Regions from separate parts of the Homo sapiens genome. Here region 2 is linked to region 1. Evidence: read pairs that join two places in POLR2A ChIA-PET (ENCODE). Cell type or tissue: GM12878. All regions are shown on one strand. Links, peaks and the distances in the headings refer to the core of each region. The heading gives the core; the rest is flanking DNA. Region 1 has its middle 44 kb from the start of SC5D. Region 2 holds the start of LOC105369533 (a long non-coding RNA gene).

The links. ChIA-PET counts read pairs that join two places held together with the same protein. Peaks named below come from ENCODE experiments on the same cell type or tissue, not always from the same donor. Only the 100,000 strongest peaks of a DNase experiment are listed, where the experiment ranks them.
Region 2: POLR2A ChIA-PET joins it to region 1 with 6 read pairs; 1 of 35 experiments calls an interaction of 5 or more read pairs at or near these places.

What each region holds. Positions count from the first base shown.
Region 1 is chr11:121,332,885-121,341,118 of GRCh38, forward strand. No RefSeq gene overlaps it. Among named protein-coding and RNA genes, the nearest start is that of SC5D, 44 kb to the left of the region's middle. RefSeq lists a silencer at 4,755-4,844 and an enhancer at 5,425-5,574. In GM12878, for the core only: a CTCF peak has its summit at 2,281; DNase peaks (open chromatin) are centred at 3,564, 4,448 and 7,488; H3K27ac peaks cover 3,667 bases.
Region 2 is chr11:121,231,862-121,240,271 of GRCh38, forward strand. It overlaps LOC105369533 (a long non-coding RNA gene), which reads left to right and starts at 4,942. Exons shown (of 3, transcript XR_948108.3): 1 at 4,942-5,608. It also overlaps the pseudogene TRPC6P5. RefSeq lists enhancers at 4,287-4,826, 4,715-4,904, 4,827-5,366, 5,367-5,906, 8,112-8,410. In GM12878, for the core only: no CTCF peak of the experiment used is centred there; DNase peaks (open chromatin) are centred at 4,400, 5,570 and 6,370; H3K4me3 peaks cover 1,856 bases; H3K27ac peaks cover 3,021 bases.

The DNA.
Region 1 (8,234 bases), core at 1-8,000:
CAAAAAAAAAAAAAAAAAAAAAAAAAAAAAAAAAATCTGGATGTGTTGGCACATGCCTGTAGTCCTAGCTACTTGAGAGGCTAAGTTGAGTGGATTGCTTGAGCCCAGGAGGTCGAGGCTGAGCCCTGTCTTAAAAAAAAAAAAAAAAAGAAAGAAAAAGAAAAGATGTTGAACATCATATATTATTAGAGAATTGCAAATTAAAACAATGAGTTACCACTACACGCCTATCAGAACGGTCAAAATCCAAAACAGTGATAATATCTGATGCTAATGAGGTTGTGGAGCACCTGGAACTCTCATTCATTGGTGGTGGGAATGCAAAATGGTACAGCTGCTTTACAAGACAGTTTGGCAGTTTCTTACAAAACTGAACATAGTCTTACCATGTAATCCAGCAAACACATTCCTTGGTTATTTGCCTAAATGAATTGAAAACTTAATGTCCACATGAAAACCTGCACACAGATGTTTATAGCAGCTTTATTCAGAATTGCCAAAACTTAGAAGCAACCAAAATGTCCTTTGGTTGGTGAGTGGATAAATACACTGTGCTACATCTAGACAATAGGCTGTTGTTTTTCCGTGCTAAAAAGAAATGAGCCATGAAAAGACATGGAGGAAACATAAACACATATTACTAAGTGAAAGAAGCCAGCCTGAAAAGTTACATACTGTATAATTCCAACTAGATGGCATTCTGGAAAAAACAAAACTATGGCGACAGTGAATTATCAGGGGTTGGGGCAGGGAAAGGTGAATAGGCACAGCACAGAGGATTTTGAGGCTGGTGAAACTATTCTGTACCATACTATAATGGTGGCTACATGTCATTATACATTTGTCAAAACCCATGGAATATACAATACCAAGAGTGAGCCGTAATATAAGCCATGAACTCTGGGTGATAATGATGTGGCAATGTAGGTTCAGTGATTGTAACAAATGCACCACTGTGGAATGGGATGTGGATAGTGGGGGAGGTTGAACATATGTGGGGGCAGCAGACACATGGATACTCTCTGTACTTTCTGCTCAGTTTCGCTGTGAACCTAAAGCAGCTCCAAAAAATAAGGTTTATTAATTTTTTGTTTTTAAAAAAAGATAAGCAGCCTGCCTTGGATTTCCTCTCTTTCACCTTCCCACAAGCTGAAACAGACATGCTCTCAGGTCACATTGGACCATGCTCAGCCGCCAGCCTGGACAATTCACGTTGGGAGTGTGTGTAAGAAAGACAGGGGCTACGCTTTTTGTTATAGCAGCTTAGCCTTTACCTTAAGCTAGAATAAATGAGTGAATGGATGCATTTGTACTACACTCTAGCTCAAAAGGGCATTTAAGGTAGATTACAATCGTTTGTGAGGCAGATCACAATATAAAACTGCATTAAGAAGAAACAAGTGAATAAAACATTATATACCAGGAACCGGGTAGTATGCAAAAGCATCTGAGACTAGATAGTTACCGAATTTAAACAATGAGTTTAATTCTGAAATGCCTGGAAATTAAGGCGAAAAGAGAACAACCACTGCCCCCACTCCCGCCGCCCACCCTCCCTTACTTCCCCTTGGTACCTAGTGTCTCAGGTACATTGCAACTCTGCCAGCCCCTCTGAAATTCCAATTTCTGACTGCTGCTTCCTGGAGAGGAGAGGAGGCAATGAGGTCAGCACTTCAGAGAATAAGAGTTGAAGCCTATAAAGCTGTGAGGAAATTCTGTTAATTATCGAATTGTAACTTTTCAGTAGAGGAAGTCACTTGATCTTTTCAGCCGACTCTGGGAAAAGCAACACATCTATTTAATGCTGACCTTAGATCACCTCTTCATTCAGTACAATCGTTCCTCACCTCCCCAAAGAGACTTGCTTGCTTGGGAAAAATCAGCCTCTAGATTGCTGGGAGCTTTGTGAGTTTTTCTTCCCTCTCTGCAACCTGGTTCTTCAAGTTAAAATAAAAATCACAGCCCTGGGAGGAAAGGAGGGCACATAAATAAGGTGGCTGAAGCTGATGAAAGGGACTCTGTAAATAAGGGGACATTTTATTTGCCAAGTTGCCATAATAAAACACAGGTTTCCGAGTGTTTATCTGTTAACAATTTTAATAAAAAATGTTTCTAATACATGCACATATATAACATTTTTAGAAAATACATAGAAAAACAAGAAAGATAAACTGATTACCATCCCATGAAAACCACTATTCATATTTCAGGGTTCAGCCTTTCTCTGGGTCTCCCCACCTCTGACAGTCTCTCCATCCCTCACTATCTCTCCCTACCTCTTTCTCTGTCTTGCTCCCTCTCTCGTGCAGAACTGGAATCACAAAGTACATAATGTTCTGAACTTGATTTTTTTTCTTCGTTATTTGGAAGAAATATTTTTTCATTTTTAAACACACACAGCCATGAGAGGATGATGCGGCTCAAAGCTCTTAATTCAGGAGTGTGTTTATGTGTAGCCCAAATACTTATTGAGTGCCTACTGGGTACTAAGCTCTATGCTGGGCCTTCATGTGGTGAGAAAGACCTGGTCTGACGGAGCTTACAGTCCAAGGGGAGGATGGCTGCTAAATGATACCCAGCAGAGAAACTGCTTCTGCAAAGTGCCTGCCTGGATACTTTGCTGGATGGTGTTGGCCCAGAGCCAGCAGCTTTAGGGCTGCCTGCGGAAGGTCCCCACAACTGAGGTTTATTATTATTATTTAGTTTGCTGGTGAGACACACACAGAGTCTGCACAGCATCTGGCTGCGGGGTGGATTATGGTTAGCCAAGGGTTCCTTTTTATGGATGACTGCGGTAGTGAAGTTGCAGACTTACCTCCAGCCTCCTCAATTTCTGATGGGAGGCCTGAGTCTGACAAATAGTCCCGTGTCCTCAGTCCCCATCACTCTAGCCCCGTTGGAAGCTGGCCATTGCTTCTAGGCACCAGCCCGAAAGAGAGGAAGACTAATACTTTTCAGGCTGCCCAGCCATAGCCTGTAGAACAGGGGCCAGGGGAGGGCACAAGAGAGAATTCTAACCACCAGCCCACTGATGTCCACCTCTGATGGCCAGTGGAGATGAGTGAGCATCCAGGGCTGCAGGACCTTCTTGTGTGTGTGCTTGGCCCCACTACCCCTTTCTTCTTTGTAAGGGGCTCAACACAGCACCATACACAACTTCAAAACTTGATAGGGTAATTTTTATCTTAAAAGAAATCCTGAGAAGTAAAGGTTCTGAGCTTTGTAGAGAAAGTAAATAAAGTGTAACATTCTGACCCTCAGAGCTAAAGGGGTTGTTATAGAGCTATACCAGGAGCTAGCCTTTAATAAAACCTCCCTTGAAATTGTGTTAGATGTACTAAGTCCCGCTTTCATCTAATGCTTCCTCTTTGGGGTATTAGCCAGGTTGAGGATAAGCAACAGATGCCCACAGGCTTCCCATAAAGAATGTCAGTCATTGGACCTGAGTTGCACTGCTGACTATTCTCAGGCTTGTGGTCCACCACAGCACCTGATTCTTTTCACCTAAGTATGCAGCCAGCTCTTTTCCTGCATTTGTGCAATTGAGTTACTCTACTTGCATCTGTCCCAACTGAACAGCATATGATGGTTTCTGACTTACCACTTCTCCAATATAATGGACCAATTGAACCACAAAGAATGCCCAAATGGCAGCTGCCCTAGATTAATGGGTGTGTGTGGGTATTCTCCCTAAAAATAATGAGAGCTCATGTCTGTGGGGGCTCTGCAGTGAGAGCAATAATTTCAAAGCTGGATATCAGCAGAAAAACTAATGAGACCATTTAAAGTGTGTGTTAATGTGGTATGTGTGTAAAATTAACAACCCTTTGATAGCTAAGCCACAAACACCCTCCTGAGGTCAATCTGGAAGTCACGGCGAAGACTGGCTCTGTGGGGCAGTGTGCCAGATGTGAGTAGGAAGGCCCTGGAGCCCGGAGATGACCCAGCTGCATCTTAAAAATTAATATTGTGTTAAATTAGCTCCCATGTAAATGCCATTTTGTAACAGCTGCCTGGCCTATTCGTGGGAGCAACAGCAGTCGGGAGCACACGGGGTCCCACTTCGAGACCATCTTCCTCCTTTTGATTAATCAGTACCAAACACTAATAGCAAAACTACCACCTAAATAACACCTGTAGCTACCACTTATTGAGTGCTTAGTGTGTGTCACACTCTGCACTAAACGCTTTGCACACGTGGCTTGTCTAATTCTTCCAACATCACTGTTGAGTACTGCTGGCGTCCTATTGAACAGATGTAGAAACTGAGGCTCTGAATATGACATGCCCAGGCTCACAGGCAAGTGGGTGAGCTGGGATTTATTACCTGGGTCTGACTGACTCAAACAGGTCCCATAAAGCATGTCAGTCATTGGAACTGGGTTGCACTGCTGAGTATTCTCAGGCTTGTGGTCCACCACAGCACCTGATTCTCTCTTAACTTGAAGAGTGTTCATCCTTTTTACAAATAAGTGGTGAGCTTCCTTCACAGAGATGTGTGTATTGTGGAGGTAGTGGATGGAGGGGTGTTTCTCTTGCAACCAGAGCCCAGAAATGTTGTTTCCAATCAAAGGATTGATATCTGTTCTGCTGGAAGGCTGGGTTGGAGGCATCTGCATTTTGGTTTAGAAGATCTACTCCTAACCCTGCTGCCAGCAACAGAACATAAGGAGAAGAAGGAAGCTCTTGTTGAAAGGCAGTTGAGGAGTAGGAAAAAAGTCTTACAGAAATGAATCATCTCCACAGGACATCTGAGCATCTGTTCATTGCCCAGCACTTTCTGAACTAGTCTGGACCAGAGAAGAGGCATCTGTGACTTTATCCAAATGGCCTGGTGTCCTGGGGAATGGGAAGCCACCTATACTGGCCACGCCTCCCACATGTATTATAACTCCACCACCTGCCCTCCCCTCTTCCCCATTCCAGGGACCCCTGAGGGGTCAGCAGGGATGCCCTGCTGGAGTGTGTTCCCCAGGGCACCTTGGGGTGAAGTCCTGATACATACTGTCTCATGTTGCACAAGTCACACTGAAGCCAGCCTCTGCCAGCAGAGAAGTGAAGGCCTTTCAGAAACTATCAGAAATCCAGCCAAGAAATCCATCGCGTCCCTTTGAGAGGGGAAGAAAGAGAGGCAGTCAGTTGACAAGGAAGGAAAGCTCCTGGCAAGAAGCATAACCCAACTCCCAGTCCCAGGGTAGAAGGGAAAGAGAAAGAATTAAGAAAGAAATAGTCAGCAACTTATGTTCCTTTCTATTTTCACAAACAAGATCTGCTGACTGACCTTTCAGATCAGCTGGGAAATGATACCGCACACGGAGCATGCAAATAGGACCCACTGTATTTCCCTGACACTCTGCGCCCTGCCTGCTCCAAGACCCCAGAGAGACCCTGGGGACGCCTCAGTTACAGTAGAAAATCCCAAATGAGCACAGCCTGGCTGGGGAGCCAAGATGGGGCCAAGAATCAAGATTCAGTATCAGGACGGCTCTGGGGCCGTGGCTAAAATGTGTTCTGGGGCATGAATCCTGGTTGCTAAGGTGACAGGCCCAACACCTCATGCTAAGGACAGGACGATGCCCGCTGTGCCTCAGTTGGAAAAGGGGCTTGCCAGTGCCAGATCCCAGGAATGCAGGCCACTCAGCTCCTCCCTCTCTTGAAAGCATATAAAGGGCAAATGGCCCTCCCAGCCACCAGATAAATGTCTGTTTGTCCTTGGGGTGTATTTCTTTTTTAGCAACCTGAACCATCTTCGTCATCTTCAAACTCCAATGCTATTCAACACCCTCCACAATCTAGCCGAAAATTAGTCTTACAGTCCGCCCTGTGAAATAGCCGATCTGAACTGTTCACCGCTCTCAGACCTCCCACCAAACTTGCCATGTCTTTGTTCGAACCATTCTCCGTGCCACGCTTGCCCACCTCCTCACCTCCTTTTAGCTAATACAACCCTACCAGTCCTCCAAAGACCCGCTCGAATGCCACCTCTCTGACGATGCTGTCCCTCATTGTTCCAGCCACAGGTTGTCTATGAAATTTGGGCAGCACCCCTCCTGTGGCTCCTCCCACATACTAGTATACACAGTGGATATTTGTGCGGTTCTCTCCCTTTACCATATTAAAAGCTCCATGTGTTTAGGAAACTGTCTCTTATACTGTCTGTCTCCTGTTCCCTTCATCAGCTAATCCAATACAATGTCGCTATTCCCTTTTCATTGTTCTATCTCATTCCAGCTCCCACCCTTTAAATATGGTGTTTCTCGATCCTGCTCTGAACAATGATCTGACTTTTTTCTGGCCTGGTAGCCTCTGCAGATTCTGGTATGTTTAGAACTACACTTTGGAAGCTTAGTCTGAGGGCATCGCCTGGGAAGGAACGGTGTTGGGGAGAAAATTGGTCCACAGTGTTGCACTGTGCATTCAGAGAGATGTTCATATAAATGGTGCCCCATGAATCATGCAACACGGCTGTGCAAAACAGAGAAGAAGCTGAAAGATGAGTGAAGGGGCTTTTTCAACAACCGAGGCAAAAATCAAATGTAACCCCGGGAAATGGGAAGAAGAGAACAAGTACAAGTGACACCGTAAAGGAAGAAGCAATAAGACATGAGACTCTAAGGGTCCTTTGCTATTTCCTACTTACCTATTATCCATCCCCCCACACCTCTTCTCATACAGAATTCTGATTGCTCTTCCTTTGAGGGACCACCTTTACCATTCACAGGCCATGTGGCTTGAGTGGTGAATGTGATCACCACTGGCCAATGAGATCACCATATCCCCATGAGGACAGGTTTGGAGTAGGCATGTAACCTAAGTCTGGGCAAATAAAAGTTTTATCTGGGACTTTTTTTGTTTTTTTTGTTTGTTTGTTTTTTCCTTTTTAGGCTAGTGTAGCCAAGCTAGAGAACCTTTCAAGAATGAAAAAAAAAAGAAAAAAAAAAGACAAAGACAGCCTTTCCAATCATGTGAGCCAGCCTATTTTCTTTTGGCTCAAATCAGTTGGACTGGATTTCTGTAACACGCAATTGAGAGTCATGGCTAACCTAAGAACTGCCAGATTTTGGACATATGGGAACTGAAGAGTCAAAAACGCCCTGATATTGGGGGATCTGGGAGGAAGGTGATTACCACCATCAATTGTCCAAAGTACAAAAGACAAAGGGATAGTATAAATACCAATATTTAGAAAGCAATATACTACATGAGCTGAAACTCATATAAAAATTTCAACCAAGATTGGTATGTTCAGAGCAAAAAAGAGAAGGGAGGGAAAATGATATATTTTTAACAACCAGTGGAAAGTGAAATTAATTCAGATGCTATTGTACTTCTGCTTTCTTTAGGAAGTGATATCTTCAAACTGAAAAGAATAGTACAAATGCCATAAAAAGAGAAATGAAGGTGAAGATATGTGACAATCTAGTAAAAGAGAATTTACTCACTGAAAATGTGTTCACGTTCCCAGGCCCGTTTGGACAACGTCCTTGAGCACTGGAGGAACTTGAAGGTGTGAACTCAGCATCACTCCAGTTTTCTGTCATTGAAAATGACAGAAAAGAGGAGAGAGAGAGATGCCAAAAGACAATGCCCCAACTTTGAACAAGGGAAAGGGAGGTAGCTTCTGAAAACCTCACACTGAAAATCTAGACATCAATCTGCAGCAAAATTCCAGAGTTGATTATTAAACAAGCGGATGTGAATACTTTAAAAATGAATGCAGTGGTCACCAGAAACTAGTGTGATTATATGTATAAACCAACATCATTGCCCTAGTCTTTTTTTTTTTTTTTTTGAGACGGAACCTCACACTCTCACCCAGGCTGGAGTGCAATGGCGCAATCTTGGTTCACTGCAACCTCCGCTTCCCACGTTCAAGCAATTCTCCTGCCTCAGCCACCCAAGTAGCTGGGATTACAGGTGCCTGTCACCATGCCCGGCTAATTTTTTTTTGTATTTTTAATAGAGACAGGGTTTCACTATATTGGCCAGGCTGGTCTCCAACTCCTGACCTCAAGATCCATCCGCCTCGGCCTCCCAAAGTGCTGGGATTACAGGCGTGAGCCACGGGGCCCAGCCGACCCTAGTCTTTACAATGCCCGAAAAACCCTTCATAATTTGGTGCCTGTTTACTTCTCCTTCTTGGTCCCCTATCACTCTACCCACCTAGTCCACCCCTCACCCCTATCCCCACCCACTGCACACACATACAAGCTCTCCCTCTGCTAAAGCCACCT
Region 2 (8,410 bases), core at 280-8,279, 100 kb before region 1:
GCAGGGGTTCAAGGTCCAGCTCCACCACTTACTAGCCTTGAGTAAGCTATTTAGTCTTGTTAGAGCACCAGATCTCAAAACTTTAAATTGAGAATGAAAAATACGTAACTTGCAGAATGAGTGTGAGAATTAGAGATCGTATATAAAATACCTGCTTCACGGCAATTACATGATAAATAGTAACAAACAAGGTGGGAGGGTCACTTGAGCCCAGGCGTTTGAGATCAACCTGGGCAACATAGTGAGACCCCATTTCTAACAAAATGTTTAAAAAATTAGCCTGGCGTGCTGGTCCATGCCTGTAGTCCCAGCTACTTGGGAAGCCGAGGAGTTTGATGCAGCAGTAAGCCATGATTATGTCACTGCACTCCAAAAAACAAAAGAAAGAAGCACAGAATGTTTAACCTAGTCTTAAAATGAGACTTTCCCTACCCATTGCCTCTATTGTTGAACATTTTAAGTTTATCCCAATTTTCCATTTTTATAATTAATGCTGCAGTAAACATTATCATGAATATAGTTCTCTCTTTTGAATTATTTTAAGATAAATCCTTAAGATATGCTTTACTAGAACAAAGGATATAAATATCTCTATGGATTTTAACGCATATTGTCAAAGAGGAATCCAAAATAAATTAATGAGTAATGCCAAAAAATGTTAAGAACTTGCCAGTTACCTTGAAGACATACCTGAATTAAATATTATGCTTGTTTTTTTTTCTTTTGGGTTTAGTAGATATAAATGAGATCTTGCTATGATTTGTTATTATGACTAACAATATTAGATTTTAAAATGGCTATTGATTTTCATTTTGTGTGACTGAACTGCTCATGTACTGCTTATTGATGAGGTTACAAAGTGTATACAATATGTGCATATATATGGAATACACACACATATATACACATATGTATGCACATATATACACACACATACATACACAAATATACATACATATACACACACACATATATATCTCACTTATGATTCTTATCTCATTATAAAATTTTTATGTTTAACTTCATATACTCATAGCTTTCCACTCCATCATAATATTTGAAATTTCTGTTTTTATGTCAGCACCACATTTAAAATGCATTCTAACATGGGAAAGGAATAGCTCTTTTTCCTTGCTCTGTTCTTCTTCTTTTTTAAAGATCATTTATTATTATTGCCTACCAATTTATTCAAAATTAATTTCAGAATTATTTTATGGATTCTATAAAATAATTAGGTGGGAATTTTTATTGATGTTGATTAATGCAATCCATCCATTAGAGAAACTATTTTACTTCTTTACCAGTATAGAAGAGATTTCTGAAATATTCTTTTCTGTATACCAATATAATTTCATAATTTATCTTATGTAGTCATGCAGACCCCGACCTAATTCATAATATATATCTTTACTTTATTAGAGTCTTTATTGTTACTATTAATTTAAGCTGATTTCTCAGTTTTTGTGACTACAAATAATGCCTTCTTGTTACAAAATTTTAATCTCAGATAATTAATTTTTGAAGTATAGTTTTAAAAGGAAAGAAAGAAAGAAAACAAAGAAAGGAAGTAAAGGGAGAGAGGGAGGAAGAAAGAAGGGGGAATGGAAGGGAAATTTCAACCAAACTCCACTGTTTTCTAACATCTATTTGAATCTGTTTATATCTTTGTAAAAGCTATTTATATATTTCTTCTTTAAATAAATTATGATTATTTTATATATATATATATATATATATATATATATATATATATATATATATATATACACACACATACCCTTCTAGGATTTTCCTGAATTTTATTACCTACAAATAACAATACTGTTTTATTTCTTTCAAGTAATAACTTCTTATAACATTTTGTTTCTTTATTGTATTATTAACTCTCAAAGCAATGTAATCAAAACAGTAACTGAGAAATGAGGGAATGGGAGTATACAGTTCCCTCTCTTTACATTTCCACTTTGTTCCTGGGGGAAGACACACTTCTATACCCCCTCATTACACTGGACCTACACTAGTATTTAATCTCATTGTTGATAGCTTGGAAGATTCATTGGTGCATGCTTGGCCAGTGGAAGAGGGCGCCTTATTAAAAGATGTGTTTCTGTGCATACATGCTCAAATCTAATTTCTCTGCCTAAAACTGAATGGTCTGCTCCGAAGAACTGACAAAGAATAAGAAAAGAGCAGGTCTCACAAAGGCCTCCTGTTTTTTGCTGAATTCTCCAACACAGCCCTACATTCTAATTTATATCACAGGCTTGCCTGCGATAATAAAGGAGTATTTTGTTTCCTGCAGCTTCCTAGACCCAAATGCTTAACACATTGATGCTTCCTATGGACCAAGCACCAATGTGTCTAGAAATGAGCACATGAGAATACAGAGCTGTGTGCGCAACTGCTTCTAGCCCACCTGGTGTCTCTGTGTGAAGTAGAAAATTCTCATGAAGACACTTGAGTGCTTTTTGTCCAGAATATATTTATCATTTATCTATGATACGTATTTATCATACCATTTCTATGATACGTATTTATTGTTTTTCTATGATAAATACAGTATGAATGGTGTGTGAAAGGAAATTAAATATTGAGGCCCCCAACTCATTAAGCCGAAGGGAAAAGTCAAACTGGGAACTGGGTCACACAAACCCGCCTCCCCCTTTTGGTTCCTAAATAAGATGGCTACAAGATGTAAAGCTACTTGCCTCCCCCCATTTGCCCTCAAGGAAATTCCTAGTGAGCTGCAAGATCTTTTAATGTATTTCTGTTAAAATTTCACCATGGCAATGTAAAATGATAGCTTATATTTATAGGTGGAGTCACCCCCAGCCCACCAGACACATATGCATATCTGATGTTCCCCTGCCCCATTTTGTCTATATTATCTTATGTAAAATGCAGATTCCCTGCAGTTTTCCTCTGCCTCATTTGTCTATGTCATCTTATGTAAAAAAATGTAGATTCACTGAGCCAGACAAAGGCATGAATGACTATTTTTCCCTACCTTCCTCTTACATGGAAATTGTGTACTTCTCAATATTCCGCTCTTTCCCCTTTAAATTTGGAGCCCTTAAAATCAACTTCAGAGAAAGGCATAGTCCTGTCTCCCGGGCGCACACGCTTATATCTTTGGCAAATAAACCTCCTAAAATGATTGAGACTTATCTTGTCATTTTTCTCAATTGACAGGTGTTTCTTAAAACTGTTCAATGCACAACCTGCAAACTGTATGTGGTGGCCTGGCTCGGAACGGAGATTGCAATCCATGCTGAAGCTGCAGTGAGTTCACTGAGTCAGGGGAGTGGCAGCTGATCTGAAATCTTAGTGGTAGCTGGAATCTACAGGTAGGGCTCCACAGACTCCGACTGTGATCACAAACATCATCAGATTCTTGTGAAAACTGATTGATTTGGATGCCAGAAAAGAGTTGCCTAATATCACAAACAGAGAAATCAGAGTTCTATTTCCTAGAGTAGGGATGGATATCCTGAGGACTTCAAAATTGCAGAGGTAGCTGCAGTTTTTGTCACAGTGCCATGGGAAAGGACAAAGCTATCTCCAGAGCCAGGAAGGCTCACCACAAACAGGCTTTTGTAAAATACAAGAACTGGGCATGGAGGTAGTAGGTGCAATTTTGGAAATGCAAAGTATTGGTAGTTAGGAAATGAATATAAATAGATACACACTGCACACACACACACACACACACACACACACACATATTTTTTCTTTTTCCATTTATTCTACTTATGAGCTAGAACTGTGGGACCAGTGCCTTTAAAGTGTTGTCTGAAGTAGCAGGATGATGAGAGGTGAATAAAGATTCTTTTGTGTAGTGAGAGTTAAGCAGGACTACAGTAATTAAAAAGAAAATTGGGGAGGGGGTTGTTAGTGAGGAATACACGGCAGATGTAACTGTTTCTCATGGAGCCCTTGAGGAGATATTGTTAGGAAATGCCAACAACTGTGGGATGGAATGAAAACCACCTTGGGGACATACATATCCAGGAACATGGTGGACTAGATAGCCAAAACATTCCTTCCAGTGCAAACATCTGGAAATACAAGATAAAATGTGATAATCATATTGATAAAAGTATAAATGACCTCATAGAAGGTCAAAGAAATTCTCATCATTCAAAACTAAAAGGGAGCTGGAAATCAGAATAGAAAGCTGACAATAAAACCTTCACTGCCTCCCATGCATTTAGCAATGTTGGTAACCTAAAAGTGGTTATTTTAATGGCTACTGGGAGACAGAAGATGAACTTGCCAGAGCAAGGGAGGATCCTTGGAGAGCAATACCCATGATGACAATGGACCAACTAAAAAAACTCACATCAGAGCAAAGGAAACCAGAAGTAAATTTTTCTGGTTTGGGCTGGGTTATTAGTAGAAAAAGAAAGTCGCCTTTGAGAATTTGTAACCACAGGTCTATACAAAATGACTCTGAAGTTTGGATTTTTGTGAACATAATTCATGGTTAAGAGACATGTAGGTGGCTCTCACCAGTAGTCCCAGCTACCCAGGAGGCTAAGGTGGGAGAATCACTTGAGCCCAGGAGTTTGAGACTGCAATGAGCCATGATCATATCACTACCCTCCAGCCTGGGGAACAGAGTGAGTGAGATCTTGTCTCTAATAAAAGAGAAAGTGTTAAGGAAAAAAGCTGAGCGTTGGGAAGAAAGCTGAGGTGGGGCTTGCGTGACTGACATAATGTCCTCTGGAATGTGTCTAGACTTGCTGGCTCCTTGCTTCTAGCCCTCCTAGGCTCCTAGATCCATTGTATTTCCGTTATCTCAAGTAGCAGAACATGTTCCATATAAATGCTAAACTGTCACAGCTGTAGATCATGTGCCTGCCCTTTTGACCTCCACATTCTCACCACCTGTTTCTTTGTTGGATTACAAATAAATAGCGGGGGCTCCCAGGGCTCAGGGCCTTCACGATCGTGATGGCCCGCTGGTCCCACTTCTCTGTCTCAAACTGGCTTTTTCTCAATCCTTTGACTCCGCCGGGCTTTGTCACCCCCATGACCTGGTGTTGGGTCTGATCACCCCAACGTTCCTGGCTGCTCAATGTGGGGTGACAAAGACCCCGGTGAAGGAACGCTAGAGCGTGTGAAAGCAGAGGACGCATCATCAGAGGACACCTGAGGATGTCTAAAAGAAGCTCAGCAGGAAAGCTGAGTGCTGGGAAGAACCAGGGTAGCAATGGGACAAAGTGAAAGCAGACATTCTGCTTATTTAAATTTCTTAAGGCGTTTATTATGAAGAGGGGGGAGTGAAAGTTAGTGCTCAGAATTTATCACTCTTCAGTGCAGTAAAGCAGTTTTGCCCATGGTTCCCGGAACAAGGGACTATGGAGTTGGATGAATGGGAGAGAATTGGCAGAGATTTTTAAAAAAACATATAAAGGTGGAGCAAATATTCCAGTCTCGGTTTGGTCAATGTGGGCACTAATAAAAGCAGCTCTTGAGCCATTTCAAACAGATCATGAGGCAGATTCAGATGAGGAAGAGGAGGGCGAGTGTAAAAAACTAACTTCAGATTCTGAATGTGAGGAACAGAAACCGGAGGAAATCAAAGAAAGGGAAACCGAAAAAGGTATGTTTTACTAGCCCCTCAGCTCCACCTGCTGAATTAAGTGAATGGCCACCTCCTCTCTCTCCCCTTAGTGGGCGAGAAAATGAATTAGCTACAAAACTTACCGCTCCTGTAGTTGCAACATTAAAACCTGGAGCAATTGGTAGTACTAAGACCCAGTGGAATCTGAGGCTTGTTTATTTAGAGAGCACCTCAATAAACTGAGGCATATCCGGCACAGCCAGTGCCCTTACAAACGGCAACAATTGTCTCCCACCGCGGCGGGCAGTGCTGCCGTGGACCTTTGCAGCACAGTTCTCATTTCCCTGCTTCCTGGGAGCCACTGGAGAGGGTCCCCACGGGAGTTGGGGGACCCTTGCCCTCAGGAACCGTCGGTCTATTACTTGAAAGATCTAGAGGTGGCACTGTGCATACGGAAATGATTGGTTCTGATTATACCAGAGAAATTCAATTAGTTATTAGTTCCTCAACTCTGTGGTCTGCTTCCCCAGGAAAAAGAATTGCTCAGTTGTTGACATAAAGCTGGGAAGCAGCACAGTGAGAAGAACAGGAGGCTTTGGTAGTACTAATCCAACAGGAAAGGCTGTATTTTGGGTTAATCAAGTGTCTGACAAAAGACCTATTTGTACAGTAGACCTGCTGTTGGATGCTTACAGACTGACACACAGGCCTGGTTGGCAGTAGTCTCCGGAAAAAATAAATCATGCGCTGCTTTGCGTAGGGCAAGTCAAGTCATCTTGAAGCTTCAGTTTCATGTTTAACCTGCCTCTGCTGGAGAAAAACAGATTTAATAAGCACACAGGCATGATATGGGCTGAATGTGTTCATTGTGGTGTTTGTGGCCTTTATGATGGGAATGTTCAACCTCTACTACTACATTGGTGCAAAACAAAGTGAAGCCTTCACAACAGAGTTTTAAGACACTGCTCTAGGCTATATTTGGACTTTCTGAAGTGAAATCAGTGGTCATCAACTATAACCACAAATTCATTGAAAACATTGGTTATGTTATTTATGGAGCCTATAATGTTACAATGGTCATTGTTTTGCTAAGTATGTTAACTGCCATGATCAACAATTCATTCCAGGGAATTGAGGATGATGCTGATGTGGAGTGGAAATCTGCAAGGGCCAAACTCTGGTTTCCCTGCTTTGGGGAGGGGAGAGCACTTCCTGTTCCCTTCAATCTGGTGCCAGGTCTGGGGTCCCTGTTTTGTCTCTTGCTGAAGCATAAAGGGTGGATTTTTCAGCTCTACCCAGGGTCATAAAAAAGGTTTCCAAGAAAGATGCAGAGATAAGTCAGTAAGTAGAGATAAGTAAGTGGAGACAAGAAAGTAGAGACAAATAGAGACAGAGACAAATAGAGACAGATAGAGATAAGTAGAGAGAGAGAGAGATAAGTAGAGAGATAGAGATAAGTAGAGAGATAGATGAAGACTAGCAATATAAGATCAGTGCCCTAGTAGAGGTTACTGATCAGTGCCCTAAAGAGGTACAAAAGTAGAGACTAGCAAAGACTAGCAGAGATTTGCAGGGACAGACAAGAACATTCTGAATTATGAAATTAGCTATGGCTCAAAGGGCAAATATAAAGGGAATAGAGGGGAGGGAGGCAAGGATAAAAATGCTCTTTCTTTTCTCTCCAACAGGACCTTTTGGTCCTTTAAATAATCAAAGGGCAGATGCACTGGTGTCTGCAGTCTTTGCTGATGCACAAGCATTCCATTCTTTAACTCATCTTAATGCTGCAGGCCTTAGAAAAAGATATGGTCACATACAAAAAGCTGGCAAAAAGGAAAGATAATTATATGGGGAAGAGGAGTTGCTTGTGTCTATCCAGGTGACAATCAGGAGCCTGTGTGGGTGCCCACCAAACATCTGAAGATCTATCATGAGCCACAACATCTAGTGGACCCACCTGTATAATGCGAATTGAAGGTTTGAAAAGCCTCGATTTGCTTTCTCTGTGCCTTCTGTTAATCAGAAAAGACCTGTTTCCCATTATCAGTTGAAAGTTTTACCTCGCAGTAATTAATCAGAGGCAGAAACTGAGTTAACAAATGCTTCAGCAACGGCATGGTCCCGGCTACAGCCACAGAAGTTTTTGCTTCTGTTTCAGTAGATTTACTAACGTGGGGGGTGAGGGTATACTTGTGCTTTTTCGGGAGATGAATGAACCATGTGGATGCCTTAAGATGTGTACGACCATGGAATGGGAGACTGGAGGGACCCATGGATCCCAACCATGCACTGAGTTCCCCCAGTATGAGCCACGAGCCAGTTGAATCTGAATGAGAAGATGCAACAAGGGCCGACCAGAGTCATGATGCTTAATGGACCAATGCTTTCTGACTCAGCTCCTCTCTACCTTGAATACAAGAGACCCTAATGGTTAGGCAGGAGTATCATTGCCCCTATTCAGTATAAAGAAGTTACAGAAGATGGACCTTCATCATTTTGCAACCCCTAGGATTAAGGATCCTCTTGTAAAAGGGAAAGGGGAGATATGTGGGAAGCATTCAAACCAGAGTGACTCTAGTAATAATGATGGCTAGTAATAATGGTAGTAATAATGATACCTTCTTTTACAAAAAAGAGAAGGGGAGCATGTTGGGAAAAATGCTGAGGGTTGGGAAGAATGCTGAGATGGGGCTTGCGTGACTGACATAATGTCCTCTGGAATGTGTCTAGACTTGCTGGCTCCTTGCTTCTAGCCCTCCCAGGCTCCTAGATCCATTGTATTCCCATTATCTCAAGTAGCAGAACATGTTCCATATAAATGCTAAACCGTCACAGCTGTAG